Regions from separate parts of the Homo sapiens genome. Here region 2 is linked to region 1. The links are chromatin loops, found by intact Hi-C in ENCODE. Cell type or tissue: breast epithelium. All regions are shown on one strand. Links, peaks and the distances in the headings refer to the core of each region. The heading gives the core; the rest is flanking DNA.

Region 1 (4,703 bases), core at 399-4,398:
AGAAGGGCAGGGAGGGGCGGGCACAGGGTGGGTCGAGGAGCAGTCAAGGGCCTGGCATCTCAGGTCAAGTTCAGTCTTATCCAAGGAACCATGAGAAGTCACTGAAGTTGGACTTACGTTCTGGAAGGTTCCTTCCAGCTCCAAACTGTAGTGGGTAACATAACATCTAAACACCTGCCTATAATGCAAGACAGAAGGAAGGGATGCTTTGCTTCATTTTGTAATTAACCTTAGATTATTTTGCCAGCTATTCTAATCATTTCTTGCCTAGCTCAAAGCCCTGGAATGATCTGAAATCAATCAGCCAATCAATCTTTTCTTTTTAAAAGATACAAGAAAGCAGACAGCAGAGTCTCCATTCAACGTTTAGCTCACCCTTTGGTGGGCAGCAACTCACGTGTGGACATTCATAACTTCACCATGGGTTGGAGAGGCTCCGCTGATGGGGGAGGGTGGCCCCACGGGCACGGACTGTCTTCGTGCCATCTTATTTCTGACCCTGTGCTACAGCCGGGGCGCCTGTGTGTTGTGTTTGGTCAGGCAGGTCCATTGTCTTTGTCCCAGTTCAATTCAACTTCAATCAAGTCCATAACCTTTAACTGAGCAGCCTACTATTGTAGGGTCACAGTGCCTTTCCACAGGGCCTGGGAACTCAGACCAAACCACAGCTTTCCCTTACATCCTGGTGGATTCTCAAGAATGTTCTGGCCGGATGGTAAGGAGAGCTGTTTACTCATTATAATGCCCCATCACCATCAGGTGAACAATCTGGAAAGACCCCTGCAGGCCAGAAGGAAGGGGAGCTCCTCAGGGATCAATGTGTGCAGCCAACATGGCAGTCCACAGCTCCAAGCTGGACCTCTGAGTCCTCCGGTGTGCTTTGTGGACATACCGAGAAGGCACTGGTGCTACGGATGAAATGGACAACATAGTGTTAGGGGCTGCCTGTTTGTGCCCCAACACCACATTCACATGTTAGAGCTCTCATGAATCTCCAGTGTCATGCTAGATAGAGATGGGGACTTTGGGAGGTGATTGGGTTTAGATGAGGTCATGAGAGTGGGGTCCCTATGATGATATTAATATCCTTATAAGAAGAGGAAGAGGGACCAGAACTGTCCTGCTCTCTCTTCTGTGTGAGGACACAGCCAGAAGCCAGGAAGAGAGCCCTCGCCAGGAACCCGATCTGCTGGTGCCTTGATCCTGGACTTCCAGCCTCCAGGACTGTGAGCAATAAAGGTCTGCTCTTAAGTCACCCAGTCTATGGCATTTTGTTATAGCAGCCTGAGCTGACTCATACATGTGGCTACACACATCTGCTGGGATTCTTCTGCTAGATGGGATTACGTTTTACTAGAGAGGCTGATTCAGCTATGGCTCAACTTCGTGATCTTTCTTCTGTGGCTGCCTGTTATCCCTGTGAGCTGGAGGTAACAGGATCTGTGAGACAAATGCAGAATCAGGCTTGTTAGGGCAGTCAGTGTTCTCAGTCCCCCAACACTAGGGCTGCCTCTCCATCAGCGCCTTCAAGGGAATACAGTTTGGGATACAATCATGGCCAGCCTGCCCTGCCAGGCTTTGGATGCTGACCTCGACCTTCCACTGCTGTCTTCCAGGATGCCTCTCTGAAAAGGAGCAACGGCTGAGGTTGCCAGTGAGTGGCATGTGCCATGCAGGGGACAGTGGAATTCCTTGGGTATTGTGGGAGTTTCTCAGGGCACCCTTCCCGTTCTGCACTATTGCTGGTGACCTCCCGTGGCCTGAGGTGTTCATACGTGGAGTGGTGGACACCGCAGCCATGAAAGGGACTGAGTGTGACAGAGCCATCACTTTCTGAACCAGAGCTCCATCTTCCAGAGATTCCAGAGGATGAGGCTCACTGGGAAATCTCTCTAAGTCAAAATGCTTCCTGTCCCCAGGCCCCAATCCAGACCAACTGTAAAACCTGATAATGTGCACGTTTAACCATGTTTAACAAGCATCCAGGAGACACACAGAAGCAGGGCCGTTTTGGAAACACCGACTGGGCATCCCTTCACACCAACCTTTCCACATTTGCAGCTACACGTCTTTTATACAACTCGTTTATTTCTATCCAAAGCAGCCCAGAGCTCCACAGGCCTGAAGTCAGGTCCGGATTTTCCAGCTGTCACCCACGCAAGCCTCTCTAAGCCTTACTGAAGGGGATACTGGTGTGTCCTCCTGGAGGAACTCATTCCCTGATGTCTGTGCTCCCACAGTTTAGGGGACCCTGACTCTGCCCGTGGCCCCTCAGGTCCCCATCCTGCCCTATGATAGAGGGTTCTGCTTCTTCTCACCACCGCCCTTCCCCACTCCCCTGCACCCCATCCACCACTCACTTTCTCCCTGTAGCTTTGCTCCACCACTGACTCAGCTATTAAGTGGCCTACACTGAAAATAAGTGCATGTTCTGGGCACAGGGCGTACCAGGAGGATGCATGCCAACCGCAGAGCTCCTGCTGCTCCAGGGAAAACAGGCACATAGCAACAGGCCGGGACTCTGCAGGACAGACCAGGCAGGCCCAGGGGCACGTGGCAACTACTCATCCTATTTGGGAAGGAAAGGGATGGGGAAGATCCAGAGGCCTGACATTGAATTTGTTTGGGGGACATAGTTACTAGTAATGTTCAATGATTCTAAACTTTACTTGATTGCAACCATATGTAGTAAGTGCCTATGCTTTGCCAAGCCATGAGATAAGGAGACAGAGATAAACGAGATACTATCCTGGAGGGACTTACAGGCTAGAGAGGGAGAGAGACTCAGACAGAGAGCATCTCTGTGAGATGTGCTTAGGGCCCTGAAGGGCGTGTGAGCAGGTGCCTGGACACCTGAGGGGCTGTGCTGAGGTCTGCCCTGACTCCTCCCTGAGAGGACGTTCATTCTCAGGGAAGGCAGCTCATCATGCATTGTCTTGGTTCCCTCTCAGTATCCTGAGACAATTACTATGCCCAAAGGAAAGGCAGGAGAAACTCATATTAAATATGGCACTCACCTAAAAGATTTATAAATGAACATTTGGGAAGGAATAGATATCTTTTGATGTAAATTTTTTATTCCTAGCTTCTAAGTATCCTCAGAATTATTAAAACATAGATTCTACAAGTTGTACTCAAAATGAATTAGCTTTAGATTTGAGCTGCTGACAGAGTAATGACAGAGAATAGTTAAAACAGGTTTGTCTGGTCATAAATATTTTACTTGCTAGGCTCAGCAAGCTGCGGGCAGACACTTGCCCTCATAAGTAAGTATCGATTAAATTCTAGTCTGGAATCAGGACGCATAATTGATGGTTTGATGATTTGAGAAATCACACTCTGCAAATGAAAACAGACATTACTTGAGTCACATTGAAGGAGGTACTTATTTTATACCAAAACTCAAGGGGAAGCAGGGTTGTCATATGAGTCAGTTAGACGCAAAGGTCACGTTGCAGAGTCTGGCAGAATGGGTCTTCATGACTGCACAGAGGCATAGAATTCTTCCCGAGAAGTATAGAATTTGAGCTGGAAGGTTCCTTGGGCTCATCCAGTCTAGCTTCATGCTAAGACATGCATCATTCTCTAATACCCAACTGATGACCGTCCATTTGTGAACACTTCTGTTCTTAAGATTTTTATTTCTGGATGGGACAGCAGAAGGCAAACCCTGAACAAGCACATATCAAACTTAGACTTTTTAGTCTACATATTCACACATCCCTTCACTCATCAAATAACGATAGCACAAAGAAAGTCTATTGCCAGCACTCCATAGTGACTTAGCTGAAAGAATTTTTCTGTTGGCGCTCAATAGGTTACAAATTCAGGATATTTCAAGACTAATAATGAAGTCGTAGATCCAGTGGAACACATTCTGTCTTTCAGCTCTCCTTTTTTGGTTTCACAAGAATATAGTTTTGGGGAGGAAACCTGGTATGGAGTCTACACAGACTCAGAAGCCAGGGACGAGACACTGTGATGGTCTGAGCTTGAGCAAGACTTGTGGGTCAAGAGGAAACTAGCCTGGTGTCAGTGCATTGACACCCACAGGGAATTAGGTGACCAAACAAGGTCTGTCTGAGTTTGGCTAGGTACCGCCTGCCTGTGGCCTCCTAGGTAATCTGGGGCCTGTGTCTTAGCCACACACTAATAATATTTTTGTTCTCTCTCTCTCTCTCCCTTTTTTTTTTTTTTTTTCTGACAGAGTTTCACTCTTGTTGCCTGGGCTGGAGTGCAATGGCACGACCTTGGCTCACCCCCATCTCCGCCTCCCAGGTTCAAGCAATTCTCCTGCCTCAGCCTCCTGAGTAGCTGGGATTACAGGTGCCCACCATCATGCCCAGCTAATTTTTTGTATTTTTAGCAGGGACAGGGTTTCACCATGTTGGTCAGGCTGGTCTTGAACTCCTGATCTCAGGTGATCCACCCACCTTGGCCTCCCAAAGTGCTGGGATTACAGGCGTGAGCCACCACACCCGGCCTTGTTCTCTTTATATCAGCAGCATCAAGAGTGATGAGGGGTCCTTCTCTTAAGGCTGTGCTAAACTCTACAGCACAACTTCACTTCAGCAACCGTAGGTAGCTGAATTGGGAAAGGATAGAGATGCCAACTGTGTAGTAACAGAGGCCACTGGTCATGGTGATTTCCAGGACAGAACTCTGGAGAAGCCACCCTACTCAGGGATCAATTTCAAGGTCCC
Region 2 (4,703 bases), core at 298-4,297, 240 kb before region 1:
CTTCAAGGGCCCAGGATGAAGAAGTTTCTATCATCCTCAACACATGGTTTCCAAAGCTACCATGGCTGGTTCCATTCCGGCCAATGGAAATGGAGAAGGAGCATGCAGGAGTGCACTGAGGAAGATGTTAGGAAGAAACACCCTTGTCTTCACATTCCGTTGGCTGGAACCCAGGCACCTGGCCATGCACCCTGCAAGGGAGGCTGGGAAAGGAGGTCTGTCGGTGTCCTCAGGGAGAAGAGAAATGAGCTTGGGCTAAGAGCCACTTGCCAGATAACAGCTATTTGTCCAGCAGACAAACAGGAGTGAGTGCTCAACAAATATGAATAGGAGTGAGTGCTCAATATCTTTGCTGGACAAATGGGTCTATTTAAAAATTTAGGAATTGTACGTAGCAATGGGCAGCACCCACACAAATATGGCCTTCAGAGAATCTTTCAAAAAGTAGTTTTTTTTTGGTCCACAGTTTCTATGGATTTCATTAGGCACCAAATGACTTTATTTAAACGCTGATTGTGTTGTCACTGTGTCCCGGGCAATGAGATCTCACTGAATGACACCAGGTTCCTTCCTTCAAGGCTCTACAGCTATGGACCCCAGAGGATCAGTTGTTTTAATATTAAAGCAGCTGCATTTGCACAGGAGGGTCAGATACTATAATCTTCATACCCAGAGTTACATTCTCCTCAATGGATTTATCTAAAATCCTTTCAACACAGAACCATGTGTTGAAACCCTTGATGGAATATTAATCAAACATTTTTTCCCGAGTTCTGAAGCCCTGATTGAAAGTGCATCTGTGTAAGTAGGCTTTTCGGAAAATTACATACCTTACATTGAAGCAAGCAATCAAGTCTTCCCCACCCCTTCACAATGGAAAAGCAGTGGATATGTAAGAAGACAGCTTAGCCAAATGAAAAAGAGAATAATTTTATTCTAATGAGAATGTGGAGCTGGATCAATTATAGATAAGCATGCAAACTTACTGAAGTTTTCTTTTTTTCTGTTTTGATGAATAGTTACATGAAAATATCCTAAAGCCTTCTTGCTGCCTGTGGAGGGTCAGAAATGGCTCTTGGTGTATTTGAATGTAATGATGAGTATATCTTACAATATCAGTTTCCACTTTAAAAAGGGAGATCTATTCTCAGGATCAGCGAAGACATGAAATCTGAGAGAGATGAGGAGAAGCAATGTTTGGAGGTGGAGCAGGCTGGCATCAGGGCCTGTGGAGGATGGCATCACCCAGCACACCACCTCTGCACAGGCACTTCTTCAGGTTAGCAACAGGAAGCTTAATTTAGCCAAGAACCTGAAGGATCATGGAAAAGAATTCTGGAGCCTCTGCTACTCTTATGCAGCTTTGTTAAGGGTAATGCTGATTTGCATTTCCACCTCTCTTCAGCATGCATCTCAGCACACACAGCTGCCCATCTTGTTAGTCAGCTGTAGGAACTGACGTACTACTTTCTTCTATTAATGTTGCCTAATGTAAGACATCACAGACTGGGCATATACCTAAAGTCCTTGGATCTACTGCTCACTGGAATTGAGTTCTCTTTTTCTTTTTAATCTTTTAATCCAAGAAACCAGTTCAATTTTGTTCAAGGATTATAAAGTATCATCCCGGCCAGGCGCAGTGGCTCATGCCTGTAATCCCAGCACTTTGGGAGGCCGAGGTAGGCAGATCACCTGAGGTCAGGAATTCAAGGCCAGCCTGGCCAACATGGCAAAACCCTGTCTCTACTAAAAAATATAAAAATTAGCCAGGCGTGGTGGTGGGCACCTGTAGTCCCAGCTATTTAGGAAGCTGAGGCAGGGAGAATTGCTTGAACCCATATCATCCCCACTTTTCATAATGAGGTCCCTTCCTTGTCTGGAGGTCAGGGACAGGGAGGGAACAGGTATTTTGTGGATGGACTGCATAATATTCTAGCATCTGAGATACGTGCAGGTCAGAGTTGAGCACGAAGCCAAATACAATAAACTGGGAAGAGATCAGGAAGTGCACTGATCAAACTCAAGTGGTCAGAACCATATAGCAGAAGTTTGGGTGCAGAGTTACAACACAAATTATAAACTAAAGAGATGAACACGGAACCACTGACAGGGTAAGAATGAACTGAGAGTTGCAATTACCTGAGGCAGGATTATTTTCCCTGGCAGCTTTGATTTGCTGAGGATCTTATCACAGGTAGGAGATGCTCAATTTATTTATTTTCTAATTTTTTTTGAGCTGGTAGTCTTGCCCTGTCACCCAAGCTGGAGTGCAATGGCGTGATCTCGGCTCACTGCAACTTCTGCCTCCCAGGTTCGAGCGATTCTCCTGCCTCAGCCTCCAGAGTAGCTGGGATTACAGGTGTGCGCCACCTTGCCCAGCTACTTTTTTGTATCTTTAGTAGAGACAGGGTTTCACCATGTTGGCTAGGCTGGTCTCGAACTCCTGACCTTGTGGTCTGCCTGACTTGTCCTTCCAAAGTGCTGGGATTACAGGGGTGAGCCACCGTGCCCAGCCAGAGACGCTCAATTTAAATGGTTCGGGATGAGGCAAACAACACCTGCTTACCTTCTCCCAGGAAATACAGTGGGTGAAGTGAGAGTTACAGCCTAGGTCCAAGCTTAGGTCTTACGAGGTCTCATGATTTTACGTGCCCCTTGTTCCATGAAGGGAACATACTTTAACTAGCTTCTTGGTCAAGGAGGATGAGAAACATGTGGAGCAGGCCCAGACCCAACTTGTAGCTTACAGCCACCATAGAAAATGACTAGGGTCCGCTGAGCTATGCTTCCCACCCAACCATGGGAAGCAGAACTCAGCTGACCCCAGCCATTGTCTGTGTTGGCCAGTGGTTTCTTAAACATTTGCAAGATCCAGGACCAGAGTGTACATGCATGCTCTCATACCTTTGAGACGCATTCTCCACCTTGTACGTGCAGGCATTCGGTACCCAGACTTCTGCTATGTGGTTCTGGCCACTTGAGTTTGGTAACTGCACTTCCTGATTTCTTCCCAGTTTATTCCACTTGGCCTGTCCCATCAAGGAACACACTTATTTGGGTGGAACACTTATTTATTTCCATGGGACTGTGTGCTCTTTAAAGGCAGAAGCTATTTAGAGAGCCTGGCATATAGGAAGTCCTGAATAAAAGGTTGTTGAGCGACTGAATGATCTGGAGACTTTTTTCTAATTTAAAGAATTTTTTCTTAGCTTGCTGGGAAAAAAACGCTGTACAACATTTCAAATTTCACATTCTCTTAAAAAAGATAATAGCAGCATTTTGTGTGTTTTTCCAATACCTTAAGTGTTTAAATATTGATATTAGGTGTTATTATGTTATTTACCAGGGTTTATTTATCCCTTTGTATTCTTTCCATAGAAGTACCTGAGTCAGAGAGTGAAGTTTTGCACATCAGGAACTCATCATCCCTATTTTTGAACTTTTAGAAACAAATGTAAATCAGTGTTAGCTATGTTTAGGCAAATCGCACTGCCCATTTCCTACTACTTCGTTTCTTAAAGAGTTATAGTTTTACTTACAGAATTGTGACTAAGGGAGTGTCTCCCTTTCTTCATCATTTTCAGAAGGAACCAGGTAAATATGATCATGACTTCACTGTCATTGCCATTCAAAGATGATATCAAGGTCAGCAAATCAATGTGAACTATTAATTCTACCCCCTCCCTTTTTCTTCTTCTTTTTTTTTTGAGACAGGGTCTTGCCCTGTCACTCAGGCTGGAGTGCAGTGGCATGATCTCGGCTTACTGCATGCAGCCTTGACCTCCCGAGCTCAAGTGATCCTCCCACCTCAGCCTTCCAAGTAGCTGGGACCACAGGCATGCGCCACTACGTCAGGCTGATTTTTGTATTTTTTGTAGAGATGGCATCTCATTGTGTTGTCAGGGCTGGTCTTGAACTCCCAGGCTCAAGTGATCCTCCCACCTCAGCCTCCCAGGGTGCTGGAATTACAGGCAGGAGCCACTGCACCAGGCTGATTCTTACTTTTATATATAAAATTGTACCATTGTTTTATTCTACATCTCTTTGATGAGTGTATAAAGAATGTAAAACATAAAATTTATATTATTAATTTGAAACACTGTTCCTAAAGAGTAGAATCATTAACAAAATGTGTGCGAACACTTGGCCTGTCTAAAGAGGCAAGATTGAAACACAATACTCAGGGTTGGTAAGGATGCAGGGGAACAAGCGCATTTCACACACTGGAGTACACATTGTTACAGTCCTTCAGAGGATAACTTTGCTAATAATAATAACAGTAAAACATTTTTTAAGTATATAAAGCTTGAAAATTTTACTTCTAGAAATTTATCCTAGGTAAGTAAGCATGGATGTGCACAAGGATTTAGCTGGGTTGGACAAAATCATAAAAAATAAAAAGCAGAAAACATTTCACAGGTAAAGGTTAAGTTACATAAATTATAATAACCCATGTAATGGAGCAAATATCTCATTAAAAATAATTTAAAACATATAATTTCATGAAACACATTCATTGAATACTCAATGGTAAAAAAAAAAAAAGATAGGTTTCCAACAGCAGTGTAATCCTATCTTTGAAAGAAAATTATCCCCATCAAAGATGAATAGGACATTCATTAAAACATTAACAGTACTCGCTCTTGGAGGATTCTGAAGGATTTTGATTATGCTGGCTTTTCTGAATTTTCTACCAAAAAATG

What was found. A loop is a pair of places that touch in the nucleus more often than their neighbours do. Peaks named below come from ENCODE experiments on the same cell type or tissue, not always from the same donor. Only the 100,000 strongest peaks of a DNase experiment are listed, where the experiment ranks them.
Region 2: a loop joins it to region 1, with 7 times the contacts of the local background. A loop is called at or near these places in 1 of 110 quality-filtered maps.

Annotation. Positions count from the first base shown.
Region 1 is chr2:234,466,213-234,470,915 of GRCh38, forward strand. No RefSeq gene overlaps it. Among named protein-coding and RNA genes, the nearest start is that of LINC01891, 14 kb to the left of the region's middle. In breast epithelium, for the core only: no CTCF peak of the experiment used is centred there; a DNase peak (open chromatin) is centred at 2,479.
Region 2 is chr2:234,230,235-234,234,937 of GRCh38, forward strand. No RefSeq gene overlaps it. Among named protein-coding and RNA genes, the nearest start is that of SPP2, 180 kb to the left of the region's middle. In breast epithelium, for the core only: no CTCF peak of the experiment used is centred there; no DNase peak of the experiment used is centred there.